2 separate regions of the Homo sapiens genome follow, and region 1 is linked to region 2. Evidence: read pairs that join two places in POLR2A ChIA-PET (ENCODE). Cell type or tissue: Panc1. All regions are shown on one strand. Links, peaks and the distances in the headings refer to the core of each region. The heading gives the core; the rest is flanking DNA.

What was found. Peaks named below come from ENCODE experiments on the same cell type or tissue, not always from the same donor. Only the 100,000 strongest peaks of a DNase experiment are listed, where the experiment ranks them.
Region 1: POLR2A ChIA-PET joins it to region 2 with 13 read pairs; 2 of 35 experiments call an interaction of 5 or more read pairs at or near these places.

Annotation. Positions count from the first base shown.
Region 1 is chr16:81,451,660-81,454,468 of GRCh38, forward strand. The region is part of intron 1 of CMIP (c-Maf inducing protein); the gene reads left to right. Among named protein-coding and RNA genes, the nearest start is that of CMIP, 8.3 kb to the left of the region's middle. RefSeq lists an enhancer at 76-415. In Panc1, for the core only: no CTCF peak of the experiment used is centred there; no DNase peak of the experiment used is centred there; H3K27ac peaks cover 1,263 bases.
Region 2 is chr16:81,199,547-81,202,355 of GRCh38, forward strand. It overlaps the pseudogene PKD1L2. Among named protein-coding and RNA genes, the nearest start is that of BCO1, 38 kb to the right of the region's middle. In Panc1, for the core only: no CTCF peak of the experiment used is centred there; no DNase peak of the experiment used is centred there.

The DNA.
Region 1 (2,809 bases), core at 241-2,740, 250 kb after region 2:
CCCCCTCAGAGGGTCTGGCCACTTGGTCTTCCCTGCAGCTGAAGGAACATAGGTGACCAGGGGGCTCTGACAAGGATGCGCTGACTTCCACCCACAGAACAAGGGTCTGTGCAGCTCCACCTGAGGGCATTGCTTTTTGTTCCCTGACTTCCTGCTTTCCCCAGGATGGAAGCCAGGCCACCCAGCCCCATGGTGGAGGAAGAGAGGAAGTGAGAGTTTCTCTTCCTTGCTCCTGGCTCTGGTGATGAACCACCCAGTGTATTCAACAGGCACCGAGGGAGACTGTGCGCATTTTGAAAGGAAGCTTCGCTTACATCAGCAGAGCCCTAACCGAAGGGTGATGAGACGTGCGTGTGGGGGAGGTGTTTGCTGTGTGTATTGAGGCAAAGGAGATGGCAGAGAAAATATTTCTGGTGCTGAAATTGGTTCCTGACTTCAGTAGCCATTTCGTTACCCCTCCCATGTGCACAGCGCTCGTCCTGGCATTTGGGGTGTGCAGTGAGGCCACAGGAAGAGAACACGGCAGACCCAGTGGAGTAGGGGAGTGAGGACCTGGACTTTGAAATCAGACAGGGGAGCTTGAATCCTGCCTCTGCAGTGTCCCAGGTGGTGACCTTGGGCAGGTCCCCTAGCCTGTGTCCTTATCTGTAAAGCGAGGATCAGAGAAACTTCCTCTTAGCATTGATGTCAGGGTAAATGAGGTGAGGCCTGGCGGTGCTTTCATGCCTCCATTCAGCAGTTAAGTGTCACCGTTCTAGGCACTCGGAAGAAAACAGGAGCCTGCCCTCGTGGAGCCTGTGTTGGTGGGAGTGGACAAACAACTAAGTTAAGAGCAAGTAATTATAAAATCCGATGACAGGGATCGTGGAGAAAAGCAAGCAGGGTGGGGCGAGTGGTGGGCTGCTTTGTACATAGTGGTCAGGGAAGCGGGTGATAGGACTTCCAGGGGGAAGAGCGTTCCAGGTAGAGGGAACAGCAATTGCAAAGGCCCTGAGGGAGGAGATCATCTGTGGAAATCACCCAGTAAAGTGGCTTGCACCTGGTACATGTTCTATGATTGTCAGTTTCCTTCCTCCTGCTCTGTGGAGCTGTTATTATCTGTTTAAAAAATTAATGAGTATGTAGAATGTGCGAGGTGATGGACACACAGGCAGCTCCTTGCCCCGTAAAGCTTCCATTCTTTTGCTTCTGTTGTGTGTTTTTTCTTTTGTTTTTTTTTTGTTTTGTTTTTTTTTTTTTTTTTTTGCAAACCTGGCTGCCTCCCAATAAATAGTGAAGAATAGCCCTGGTAGCAGTGCCTTAAGAGATTCTTAAATGACAAAGCCCAGCAGAACTTTGAAAACGCAACTCCCTTTGTCCATAACTACACTCTAAGGATCCTAGGATCTAGAACACACTAGTGCTCTGATTCACCTCTGGTTTTGCCAGCGAGGAAGGGGTGAGGGGAAGTGTGTCGGCAAAGACCCTTGCAGCTGGCTCAGCAGCCCACCTGGGATTCAAACCCAGACTCCTGCCTTCCCATGGCATCCTTTGTTCGTGGCTCTACTGCTTTCAAGCTACTGTCAGAAATGGTAGGGTGGACGGAGCGACTAAACTGATTGTGCTGGGCGAACTCTTTTTGGAGGGAAGCACGTGGTCTGGATCGTCTGGTCCCTGGTGGATATAGGATTTGAGTGTATGGAATCAAACAGCCATCTGGGTGCTTCCCTTGGGCTGGGCTGGCTGCATCCAGCTCAGGTGGGGTCATATGGAGAAGGAAGATCACACCGGGACTGCTGCTAGCTTCTCTGGGTGTCCTGGGCCAGTGCCAGTTTCCTTAGAGGTCCAGGATATCTGAAAATTGGAGCACACAGTCTGAGCAGACCCAGGCCTGGCTCTCCTCCCTCGCATGTTGGCTCCCTGTGTGGACTAGGTGACCCTGTTTACCAACACACACACCGGTGCGAGGCTCTGCAGGGAAGGAGAGCCACGGGTATGGAAGGGGCTGTGTGTTCCCCAGGCAGGCTAGCTGCCGTAACACGCAGCCCTGGCATCTGGGTGGCTTCATGCAGCCCAGTTCTTGCAGTCCTGCAGGGGTCTCCCGAGGGTTCTGCCCCCTCTTTTTCTTGTGAAATGGGTCTGCCCTCCCCTAGGTCCTTCATTGTCAGGGGGATGGGGAAAGAGTGAGCACCACAGCCAAGCCGTTTGTAGATCTGGCCGCTTGGTTGGCTAGAACTCAGACACACGGCCACACGGAGTGCAGGGGAAGACTTGGGAACATGGTTTACATGTGCGTCTGGGAGGAAGAGGAGAGCATGGAAGCGATGACTACTCCCACCCCAGCATCCTTGGGATGCAGCAGCAGATCTTGAGGTCTCCAGGGTGCCAAGAGCAGAGCTGCTTCCCTAGAAAGGAAATTCACATGACCGTGATCTCATCTGGTTCCTGGGTTTGAGGTTGGGGGCATTTCGGCCAAGCTTGCAGTCTTCTCTGGTGGGGAATAAAGTAGGGTGAGCAAATCCGTTGTAAGAGATGGACCTATATGTTCCTGGTTGCAACGATATTTATCGTATCCCTACTGTGTGCCGGGCACAGTGCTCATTTAATTTTCACAACAATCCTGTGGGGTAGGTGTTTATTCCCATTTTACAGATGCTCTAATGGAGTCTCAGATAAAGAGAGCTGGGAGGAAGTAGAGTTTAGTGTCAAAGCCAGGTCTGACCCCGTGTCTGTGTGGGTCCATCAATGTATATGCACCTGGTAGATGCACATGAAACTATTTCAGCCTCCTGCAGAAACATCTTAGGTAGAAATAAGTGAGCTTTTCAGT
Region 2 (2,809 bases), core at 193-2,692:
CACCGCTCCCGGCCGTGATTTTGTCATCTGGGGGTCCGCTCTGTTCATTTGCATATTCTAACTTATTTATACTATACATGTCTTACCCGAGAACCTAAATATTTGTAATTAAAAAATTACCACATTTAGTTGCCAGGGATGTCCTGGTCGGGGGAGGAGGAGGAGGACTAAAAGGGAGCATTTCTTAAGGGTGGGGGCTGATTTTTATGCATGAGAATTAGCTTTGGGTCTTGTTTTAAGCAGGAGCAAGTAAAGCCATTCCTTCATCCTACACTGGTGACCGCCCAGAACCCTGCAAACCAACATGAGAACTCAGCCCGTTCACGGGAAGATGGGGGCTCCCTTGCAGGTTGCAGATGGTTGTTCTTACTGGATGATAAATATTGCGGTTGACTCTTAAAATCTGACTTAAATCAACAAATTAGGATTCCTTCCAATAAAAACCAAGCTAGCGTAGTTCTCATCTGGGTGATGATGATGATAACTACGATATAAGCCCCATGAGAATGGGAACCCTGACTTTCATATTTACTGCTGCCTCGCCCACACCCGGCAGAGTAGTAGGCACTCAATTATATTAGTAGGATGAGTAAATAAATGAAGGATTATTTTGTTTCCTCAGGGGAACATATGAGCCCTCTTCATCCAACAAACATGCAAGAACAGAAGGGGTTTCCTGAGGGCTGTGTTAAAGCCCCATTATGACTTCCACAGCTATTGCTATGAGAGGGCTCCAGGTGGGATGTGAGGTCAAACCGAGCCACCTGCTCATTGCACTAGCTCTCTGCTGCCCTGTTTACATCAACAGGCCTCTATTCTAATCTCAAACTGGTCCTGGGCTTCAGGAAAAACGCTGCCCTGGGTGAGGATGAGTCTTAGCCAGGAGAGTCTCTATTGAGAGAAAGGATGATAATTTAAAATATTTAACAACCAGCACAGCATGGGCGCCAACCAATTAGAATGGATGCTCTGATAAATCAGAATAGACACTGCGACCAACAAATAGATGCCATGACCAATCAGAATAGATGCTGTGACCAATCAGAATGGACACCCTGACCCATCAAAATAGACATGACAACCAATCAGAGCAGTCTCTGTGACCGATTAGAAAACACAGGCTGGGCGCGGTGGCTCATGCCTGTAATCCCAGCACTTTGGGAGTCCGAGGCGGGTGGATCATGAGGTCAGGAGTTCAAGACCAGCCTGGCCAATATGGTGAAACCCTGTCTCTACTAAAAATACAAAAATTAGCTGGGTGTGGTGGTGGGCGCCTGTAATCCCAGCTACTTGGGAGGCTGAGGCAGGAGAATCGCTTGAATCCAGGAGGCGGAGGTTGCACTGAGCTAAGATCATGCCATTGCACTCCATCCTGGGACACAGCGAGACTCCATCTCAAAAAAAAAAAAAAAAAAAAAGGAAAACACACTGTGGGCAGGCACAGTGGCTCATGCCTGTAATCCCAACATTTTGGGAGGCCGAGGTGGGCAGGTTACCTGATGTCAGGAGTTCAAGACCAGCCTGGCCAACATGGCGAAATCCCATCCCTACTAAAATAGAAAAAAATAAAAAATTAACCTGGCATGGTGGCACGCACCTGTAGTCCCAGCTACCCAGGAGGCTGAAGCACGAGAATCACTGGAACCCGGGTGGTGGAAGTTGCAGTGAGCTGAGATCGCACCACTGCACTCCAGCCTGGATGACAGAGCAAGACTCTGTCTCAAAAAAAAAGAAAAGACACTGTGACCGATCAGAATGGACATGACAATCAATCAGAGCAGTCTCTGTGACCAATCAGAAAACACCCTGTGACCAATGAGAATGGACCTCAGCCATAACAGTTGGCATGGCTATACCAGTGGGTGCAGCTGAATACTGGCCTTGGCCAGGGGCAACTTGATTGTGCCAAGCTAGTCGATGCTGGCTGTACTGAGATGGGCTCAGGCCCAGTTGGTAGCAGTCCCAGTGCCACCTCATCCTAGTTAAATTCCCAAAAGGAAGTGACTCGGAAGTTCGGTTCTACAGGGATGCAAAGAAGGGCCTTTGGAAGGCTAGGAGCACTCACTACCTTACTAGCCTTCTGACTCTGGGCAAATGTTTTAACCTTTCTGTGTCTTCATTTCTTCATCTGTAACATGAAGATAATACTACTATGTAATGAGTAGACAAGTTTATGCAAAGCACTTAGAACAGTGCCTGGCACACACTAGGTGCTAAATAAATGAATAAATGATAGTTTAAAAATGAACTCGGTCAGGTGTGGTGGCTCACACCTATAATCCCAGCACCTTGGGAGGCCAAGCTAGGTGGATCATCTGAGGTCAGGAGTTTGAGACCAGCCTGACCAACATGGTGAAACCCTGTCTCTACTAAATACAAAAAATTAGCCAGGTGTGGTGGTGCATGCTTGTAATCCCAGCTACTTGGGAGGCTGAGGCAGGGGAATCACTTGAACCCAGGCGGTATAGGTTGCAGTGAGCTGAGATTGTGCCGTTGCACTCCACCTGGGCAACCAGAGCAAAACTCCATCTCAAAAAAAAAGAACTCAGTAGGTGATCCTTGTTACTATTTATTTACTTTTTTTTGAAACAGGGTCTCACTCTGTTGTCCTGGCTGGCATGCAGTAGCATGATCTCAGCTCACTACAGCCTCGACCTCCCGGGTTCAAGCCATACTCCCACCTCAGCCACCCAAGTAGCTGCAACTACAGGCATGTGCAACCATACCTGACTAATTTTTGTACTTTTTGTACAAATGGGGTCTCACCCTGTTGCCCAGGCTTGTCCCGAACTTCTGGGCTCAAGCGATG